Linked DNA regions of Homo sapiens: region 1 is linked to region 2. Evidence: chromatin contacts called from ENCODE Hi-C or POLR2A ChIA-PET data. All regions are on one chromosome and are shown on one strand. Each heading gives the region's core, a stretch centred on a gene start or an enhancer-like site at or near the end of the contact. The rest is flanking DNA. Distances are from core to core; before and after follow the strand shown. Region 1 overlaps LOC101927060 (a long non-coding RNA gene). Region 2 holds the start of RPRML (reprimo like).

Region 1 (4,161 bases), core at 1-2,500, 88 kb after region 2:
CTTGGAAGATGGGAGGCTGGATGGCTCTTGGGAGCAGACCCGCAGGGTACTACTGCACTTCAGGAAATAGCAGAGAGAGTTTGGTACAGTTTACTATCCTAGGCTGTAGGATTTTGAAAAGGAGATACCATGTCGTCTATGTCTTGTTGATTAGAAGACTATTTGAGTGGAAAGTGGATAACCTGGACCTCTGGTTCACCGTGCGCACAAGTGTAACAGTTGTTTTTGTTTAAAGAGTGAACGGAATATTTCATTTATTTTAGCCAGGCATTTATATTTTGATGTCTTGTTGTTTGCCTTAGGTTTTTTACTTTTACTATAGAGACTTTGGTTTTGTTATTTGGTAAGAGAGGAGTGATAACTAAACAGGCATTAAAAGTAATAATTTGAGGTGAGTTAGATTTAGTTACATTAATAAGATGGGAAGTAGTTGAAGGAGAGAAAAGATAGATAAAGTTTTTTTAGTTTTAATTTGGTAGGGCTTGACCCTGGAGCAATGGCCTATGACTTTTATGGTGATGACATTTTCTCGACTTGGGTACGACGTGTTAATTTATTTTTTTGCTGTGCGAATGGCAGTCTTGGTGGTCAGCAGCTTAAGGTAGGTTTCTTCCTAGGCTGGCTTGCATTTTTCTTTTTTTTACATCTTTCGATAAGGACGTGGTTTTCAAGCTGGTGCTGGTGTACTGGAAATGTTAGGGGTGGTACCTGTGCTAAAAGGCTTTTAGTTTTGAGGGAAGGGAAAGTGGAAAATAAGTATATAATTTTTGAGAAACTGATTTTTTGTTTTAAATGTGGGGACATTAGCAGTAGAATGTAAGTAAGGCAAACTATAGGTATTTTTTGGTCTATAAGTCCTTAGTGCCTTCTTAAGTTTTTTTTTTTTTAACTTTTTCTTATGTTGCTTTTGAAGGAAACTTTGGGGTTTTTTCTTAGAACTTTGTACATCTTGGGGCTTGAGGCCCCATAGTGACACCTCCAACTCCTTCCCCGCTGAGCGCTGCCTAGGGGACGCGGCGGCCTGGCTCCCCTTAAGGTCTTGGCCTCCCTGTGGCCTTTATTGCTCCCTTGCGTTGTGGCCTTAGGGATGAGTGGCCCTGTGACTTACCTGGCAGCCCTCGGACCTTGCTCCTGCCCAAGCCCCTGCCGTTGGGCCCCGGTGTTGGGTTCGGTTGTGCTGTCTAACGGCTGCCTGGCCCCCTCCCCCCTCCCCTGTACAGGAAGTGTCTGTTGGCGGCTAGGTCCCCCACCAGATGGCTCATGCTGTGGCCACTCTAGGAGCAGCTGGAGGTGGAAACTCGTTGGTATTAACCCTGTGCTGGAGGGCCCTTAATGGGTTTTTTGATGCAATTGGAACAAGATTTATTTATTTTTTATACGGGGCTTAGATAACATTTCTCTTTGGTTTAGCAATATTTATTTTCATTTGGAAAATTTTTAGCACCTATTTTTATTAGTTTTTAGAATAAAGAAAGTCAAACATCATTTTATGTTTGATAATGTTTCCTGTATGATTTTATAAGAGATAAGTTAAATTTTACCTTTATATTAGTGTACTATTAATGTTAAACTACATTTTAATAAAACCTTGTAGATATTATTTAATTTTAACGTTTGACTATAAGGTAAGATTTTTATAGATTCTTTTTAACCCTTTATAATTTTTGTTAAAGAGCAGGTTAGTGCTTTAAGAAAAACCTATTGTGCTTTTATTTTTATGTTCAGTTCATAGAAAAACTGGATGATACCCCTTTAACTTTAGCCGATATGTTTATACACAGAATTTTTTTTATAATTAACATTTTAAAACTTGCTTAAACTTTTAAAACAAATTTTTTTGACCTTTTAATGTAGGTAAGAATTCAAATTTTTATGCCTCTTTATAATCCTTTTATTAAAAGTGTATTTTATTTTCCTTATACACCTTGCACATAAACTTAATAGTTTTACATTTAGGAGGCCAAATTAGTTTTAAATTATATAATATGTTTTGCATAAATTCTTTTTATAGCATTTTTTATGACTTTTACAGATAATTTTTGACATGCCTTAACATTTTGCCTTCCTTTTATACTATTTATTTTTTTAGTATTATCCTTTTTTCAAAATTTCTGTTTTTTCCAATCTTTCTTATTTTTTCCATTTCTCTATTTGCGTTCTTTTTTTTTTTTCTTTCTGTCATTTCCTGGTTTCTTCCTCATTCCCGAGTTCTCCTGCTCCTGCAGCTGGCAGGCCGGGCAACGGCATGGGTACTGCCCCTGCGCACGCACTGCCGTCCATCTCTTTTGTTTTTTTCTGATTTTCCTTTTTAGTTTTTCCCTTCTCTCCTCACACTTACTTTTTTGGGCTGGGTGGGATTTGCGCAGCCGTAGTCCAGCCCCAGGAAGTTGGTGCCCTGTTGAGCTCACCGCTTTCTTCTGGATAACTCCGATCTCAGCCTTATTCCAAGTCTTAACAGTGTCTTCTCATCCTTAGTCTCCTAGCCACTGTATACCTTCTTTTCCGTCTCCTGCCGTCCTGAGGACACCCCATCCCTAAGTCTTTGCTAAACTGTCCTGAACTCTTACTGCCTCCTTTCCTACCACCCTCACCCAATCTTGTTAAAAAATGACATCTCCGTGTCCTTTCACCCCCGCTGACACCACCGCATGTCTTTACCCCAACTCTGCGTCCATTGCTTCCCTCGACCCCACTCCCATTCAACCTGAGAACTTAGTGCAGAGTCTCCTTCCACCAGCTGCCCCTCAACAGCCAAATGTAGGTGCTCACTCAGACCCACAGTTAGAGACTGAGCAGCATGATTGGTGGGTGCAGGGGCTCAGGTGGTAAATAAGGGTGGAGGAGCAGTGGGCTCTCCCCAACTCTTGGGTCAGCCGGGGTTTTTCCTGGCATCTGGTCTCCTGCACCTGTCCTCAGGGATTGTGTTTCTGGCATTCATATTAAATGACTTGTGCTGGCTGCTGGAATGGTAGGTATCATTCAAATATCTGGAAGGTGAGAGATGGCCACTCACTCAGCTCACTTAGCACAGAATGATGGAAGCTGCCCCTTCCTTCTGGTTGGTGTTCTTGCCCTGGAGAGCCTCTGGGAAGTTCTGTGTGGTGTTGGCTGTGGTCACAGAATATTGTTCATGTTTCTTTTCCTGGCATTTGTAAGGGCCTCTCCCTGCCAGAGCTGATGGCAGATCAATCCTGATGCCAAATTCAGGGGATGTGATGGGTGCCAGAGGCAATGTTACCTGTTGTGAAGAGTATAGGTGAGTAGGTCCTGGGGAGGCTGAGGCCTAGGTGGGTACAGAGGCTCTTGAATGGCTTTCTTTTCTTATAAGTGCTGGATCATTGACTTTTGGCCATCTGGGTTCCATGAACACAGGGAACCATGTTATCTCAGAGTAGCTGAGGCAGAAGGACATTCCAGAGGCACCCAAGTCCCATGCTAGCATTTAGTTTCCTGGGGGCTTTTTGGTACACATGTTCTCTGAATCCTGAGGACCTGGCATCAGATGGGTGGGCCATTTGACCACAGTTTTAAAGGGCCCCAAAGAACCTTGTCTCTGCTTGCCATTTATAGTCTTATTCCGTTGAAAAAATGAATGCTGTTTACCTTCAATGTCCTCCCATTAGTATATTTAAGTTGGTTTCAGCCTTATTGGCAGCTTGACTTAATGGAAGGAGCTCCACAGTCATCTTAACACTTCAGAGTTATATACCCCAACTTCCCACAGTGTGTGAAATGGAGATACCTGCCCCGTGCCTCATTTTTATTTTATTAATCAATTCATTCAACAGCTTATTTTTTGAGCACCAGTGTGTGCCAAACACTGGTGAATGGGTCAGGCAATGGTCCTGTTTTCATTCAGAGTTTGGTCCTTGTTAGAATCCTCTGGGATATGGGACAAGAATATAGAGAAGATTCTGCCCTCATCCACTAGCCCTGAGTCTGGGAATCACAAGCTAGAAGTTTCTCACCCTTCATCTGGTATTTAATTACTTCAAAGCTCCAACCCCCACCACCCCACCCATCACAGAAATCCAACTTTCCTCAGGTGGACAGAGGTGCGGTTTCCTCAGTCAGCACTCACATGCCTGAAAGATCAGCTGCCTTTCTGAATCAGAGGGTAACTTTGTCATTCTTTTCCAATTGAAAAAACGTGACTCATCA
Region 2 (4,663 bases), core at 1,554-4,053:
GGCAGGAGAATCGCTTGAACCTGGGAGGCAGGGGTTTCAGCGAGCCAAGATTGCGCCACTGCACTCCAGCCTGGGCGACAGAGTGAGATTCCATCTCAAACAAACAAACAAAAAACCAAAAAAACAAATTTAACTCTTGACTCGTTCTCTTCTCGCCCCAGTCACATTTAGTAGCAGACCTATTTTATTAGAGGAGAGTTCTCGCAGTGTTCGCCCTAACTTGGCCCGGTGGAAAAGCGTGTAAGCCTGTGTTCTTTCTGAAACCATTTTCTGGTCATTTGGGATTTTACGCAAATGCCTGTAGCTGTCTGAGCTGCATTCCCCAAACCACTGAGGGCAGCCCAGACTCCAGATAACTGCACCACCTACATGACGAAGCCACTTATCCAGGTTGCCTGAGTCACTGAAGGCTGCTGTCCCCAGATCAGGCTGGACTTCCTGCAAGTCACACCAAACCATCAACAGAACATTCTCCACATTCGGGGTTTTTCCCCCAGAGACACTTTACAAGGAGTGTCAGTTCCTCCCCTCACTGGCCTGGCCTGAATTCTCCCAGGTCTGAGATTGGGACGACCAGGGTTGGGGGATGGGGCACATCCTGATCATGATAATTCTGACCACACAGGAGCACTTGGGAGCCAGGACGACTCTGGATCCTTCATAGCCAGGGACCATCTGTGCCTTCGAGAAACTCCCCCACCCCACCTGTGCCAAGCCTCTCCCTAATGAAACTAGTGCCAAATACACGGGATCGCATTCCCTTCGCTTCTCTTAGCTAAAAGCAGCTAAGACTTCAGTCACCTTCCTCGTTATTCTTCACTCCCACCCACAGCAAAAGAGAGAAGAAAGGGAGAAATCCAGTCTCTCCCCGACCAAGTCTTCCAAGAACCGCTTGAGCGGGGTTGGCACTAGGACTAAGTGTAGTGGGGGATACATAGGCCAGAAAGCCCAGCCTTCTCTCCTCCAGTGTCCCCAGGTCCCCCTGTCCCCAACTTCCAGAAAGCAGAGCTGTCCTCTCGCTGTCCGCTAGGGAGTAGCCAGTTCTTGCTGCTCCACACTGCTGCAAGGGAAGTTAGCACCTGCAGGAGGCGTGGGTTTCTGGGCAGCTGGGGCATCCTGTAATGGGAGGCTCCAAGTCCCCTGCAGGCAACTGCGTTTGGAGGCCATTTTCTCCATTGTATAATAAACATCCTGGGACTTCCTCACCACAAAGCCGCCAACCCCCACCCCTATGGGATGCAACAAGGGGGTTTCTTCCGTCTACTCATCTGTCCGCTATAAGGGTAGGGACAAAGCAAGCCCTTAGAAGGGGCTTTGGCCTTATAATTAAACTTTTAACTAGATCTAGTTTTCCCCTCTGCCAAATTGAATTTTCCTTGTTCACATTTTCTTCGTTTTGGACACAGCTGACTGATTTTGTTTCATCTCATATTAGACTCATATATCCAGTGATTTAATTAATCTCACCAGCTGTCTGGCTGTCCCACAGGACCTGCCTTCTCCGCTGTTGGCGTTAGAAAACGATTCCCTTTGCCTTTCCTCGCTCTGGCCTCCGCGTGGAGCCCCAGGATCCTTGACCTGACCTGTGGGCTCCCCAGCCAGGCGTCCACGCAGGGGCTAGATGTCTCCCACGGGGCTCAAAGTGTCCGCCAGGAGGGTACATGCCCTCCGCCCCGCAACACACACACACACCTCACAGGCGCGGGTGGGAAGCTGCCTGAAGCCCTACGGCTGCAGTTTTATTACAAGATTTCTTTCCAAACGCAAGATCAGGCCAACAAGCTCAGCGACTCTGACGCTTCACATCTTCACCCACTCGCACCGTGTTCCGAACCCACCCGCACCAACGTACACACAAAACTCCCACGCGAGCGACCGCAGTCCCAAATTGCATCTCCATACCCACTCCCACCCTGCCCCGAACGTCTTAAAAAACAAACAAACAAAAAAAACTGGTAAGAACCCTCACCCCACATTCTCCCACCCCGCAACGCTGCAGCGCACACAGGACAGAGCCGGGCGTCCAAGTCCCTTCCCGCGCCCCCGCCGACAGTCTCGCCGCGTCCCCGCCCGGGCGCCCCAGGCACGTAGCTGCCCGCCCGGAGGCGGCGGCAGAGCGCAGAGAGCGGGGCGAGGGTCCGGGTCTCCGGGGTCCTTCTTGCAGCAGCGCTGGCGAGGGCGGACCCAGATGGCGCTCAGTACAGCCCCAGGATGGCTGCGCCCACGTCCTTGGAGGGCCGGCGCTCCTGCACCAGAAAGTTGATCATGCTCTCGGACTTGATGAGCAGGTTGCAGCCCAGGAAGAAGACGCCGAAGACCACGGTAAGCGACAGCACGCAGAGCACGGCGATCTGCGCCACCCGCGACACCCACAGGCTGCGCTCGTCGGGCGCCAGCCCCGCGGGGACCCCGTCGCTGGCGGCCAGCGGTGCGCCCCCTGGACAGCAGCCCAGCCACGTGCCCAGCCCGTGGGTGCGGTTTCCCAGGGCGGCCCCGGCGCCGCCGCCCACGCCGTCCACCTCCTCCAAGCCGCTGTGGTTCAGGAAGGTCGCGTTCATCGCCGCGCGGCGCCGGGGGTCTCGGCGCGCAGTCCCGGGTGCACTGGGCTGCTCGCCGGGGTCCGCGCTCTCAGGGACGCTCCGGACCCCTCGGACCGGCTCCTGCGGTACGGGGAGGGGACGAAGGCGGGAGGCTGGCTGCCTGCGCGCTCTCGGGCCGCCTACCCCTGGGCACCGGGCGGGAAGCGACCGCCCGGAGGAGCGAGCAACAGGCGGCGCAGGAGCTGGAGCCGGAGAACCTAGTGTGCTTAGCGGTCGCCCGCTGGGTTCCTCGCGCGCCTGGCCGCCCCTCCCCTAGCAACGGCCCGGCCCCGCCCCGCCGGTCCCCGCGGCATCTCCGAGGGGCGGGAATCCCGCCGCGGGCGCAGCCTCCCCGGAGTCCCGGTGCTGGAGGGGGTCGGGAGATCCGGCAGCCTCTGTCCGCGGGCCGGCGAAACTCCACCCCCTCCTGGCACCCGCTGTCCGTTCTTGGCTAGAAAACCTCTCCAAGGTGCCCATTCCAGGATTTGATACCCTTAGCAGTGAAGTTATTCCGGAATCTGCCCTGACTCTCTTCGCTTATTATTTAAGCCCTCGTAAGCCTTGCTAGACATCAGATGAGTCGCCGGGACCCCTGGCGCTGCCCACTCCACTGGCCCCGGGTCTCCTGGGCGGTCCTGCCTCACAGCTTTCCCGGGGTGAAAGCTGTCGCGGCGAGGCGGGCTCTCTGCCTCCTTCCCTACACCCTCCTCTCAACTTGGTCCCATTTAACTTTTTTTTTAAATTAAAAAATAAATTACTGTTTTTTTCTTTCTTTTTTACACAAACATAGTCATTGTAGACTAGTTTAGAAAACATGAATTACCGAAATTACTCTAAAACTTTATAATCTGCCTCCTAGAGAGTGTCGATGTTATCACCTGGGTATAAACTCCTCCCAGACTTTTTCTATTTGTGCCTTTCTCTAGATAACAGATATGGGGATGCACCGTTCCTGCTTACTGCCTCCCAACCTTTCCTCACTTAACAGCGTAACTTTCCCTAGCGATGGTCCTCTACAGCTATGGCTCTGAATTGCCTTGGAGGGTTTATTAAAACCCAGATTGCTTCCACCTCCCGCCCCCAACCTCCCCACCCCAACCAACCCCAAGAGTTTCTGAATCAGATGTGGGATGGGGCCCCAGAATGTGCATTTCTAACAGTTCCCACGTGATGCACAAACTACTGAGCTACAACATCATTTTTAGTGAAGGAATGGCATTTTAAGGTATGGACTACTACAGTTTATTTAACCAAGCTTCCTGCTGGATGTCTGAGTTTTTCTTTCCTTCTTCTTCCTTCTCCCTTTCCTTCTCTCCTTCCTTCCTTCTTCTTTCTTTCTCTTCTTCTTTCTCTTCTTTCTTTCTCTTCTTTCTTCTTTCTTTCTTTCTGTCTTCTTTTTTCTTTCATCAGAAACAATATTACCATAAGGAGCCTTGTAACAAAGTATTTGTGCCAAAACTGATTTTTCTTTAGATTGTATTTTGAAAAATGGACCTGTAGAATCAAAAAGTAGGCCGGGCGCGGTGGCTCACGCCTGTAATCCCAGCACTTTGAGAGGCCGAGGCGGGTGGATCACGAGGTCAGGAGATCGAGACCATCCTGGCTAACACCGTGAAACCCTGTCTCTACTAAAAATACAAAAAAAAAAAAAAAAATTAGCCGGGCGTGGTGGCGGGCGCCTGTAGTCCCAGCTACTCAGGAGGCTGAGGCAGGAGAATGGCGTGAACCCGGGAGGTGAAGCTTGCAGTGAGCCGAGATCACGCCACTGCACTCCAGCCTGGGTGACAGAGCGAGACTCCGTCTCAAAAAAAATAAAATAAAATAAAATAAAAAAAGAAAAAAAGAATCAAAAAGTACTTCCTACTAAATTGCTTTCCAGAAATATACCAGTGTACAATCATGCCCTGTGGGGAAAGGGGGCTCCCCACCCCCAACATTGTTATCATTATTTTAAAAGTCTTTGCCTGAGTAGCGAAGGGGGGTGGGGGCAGGGGTGGTTTCTCACCCGTATGTTAATTTGCATGCTTTGATTGTTGCAGGAGAGTAAAGAAAGCACTTTGTTATTGCAATAATGCAGGCAAAAG

What was found. Hi-C counts contacts between places; a loop is a spot of excess contacts on that map. ChIA-PET counts read pairs that join two places held with the same protein, here RNA polymerase II (POLR2A). Pooled maps may share reads with other maps.
Region 1: a pooled map shows a loop between it and region 2 (2.1-fold over the local background). The contact joins the enhancer-like site here to the promoter of RPRML in region 2. A Hi-C loop is called at or near these places in 1 of 50 pooled maps. POLR2A ChIA-PET finds 5 or more read pairs at or near these places in 2 of 52 experiments (CD4-positive, alpha-beta T cell and H1).

What each region holds. Positions count from the first base shown.
Region 1 is chr17:47,066,306-47,070,466 of GRCh38, forward strand. All of the region lies in intron 2 of LOC101927060 (a long non-coding RNA gene), which reads right to left. Among named protein-coding and RNA genes, the nearest start is that of RPRML, 89 kb to the left of the region's middle. RefSeq lists enhancers at 1,844-2,345, 2,346-2,845. Within about 2 kb of position 1,251, at least 38 of the 41 ENCODE cell types and tissues checked have a DNase peak (open chromatin) inside an H3K27ac peak, as active enhancers do; they include CD4-positive, alpha-beta T cell, where a contact is called at or near this core.
Region 2 is chr17:46,976,450-46,981,112 of GRCh38, forward strand. RPRML (reprimo like) reads right to left here and starts at 2,804. Exons shown (of 1, transcript NM_203400.5): 1 at 1,707-2,804. The coding sequence starts at 2,558. The coding sequence ends at 2,196. It also overlaps a transcript of LRRC37A2 not described here. RefSeq lists enhancers at 909-1,589, 1,590-2,269 and a silencer at 2,747-2,926.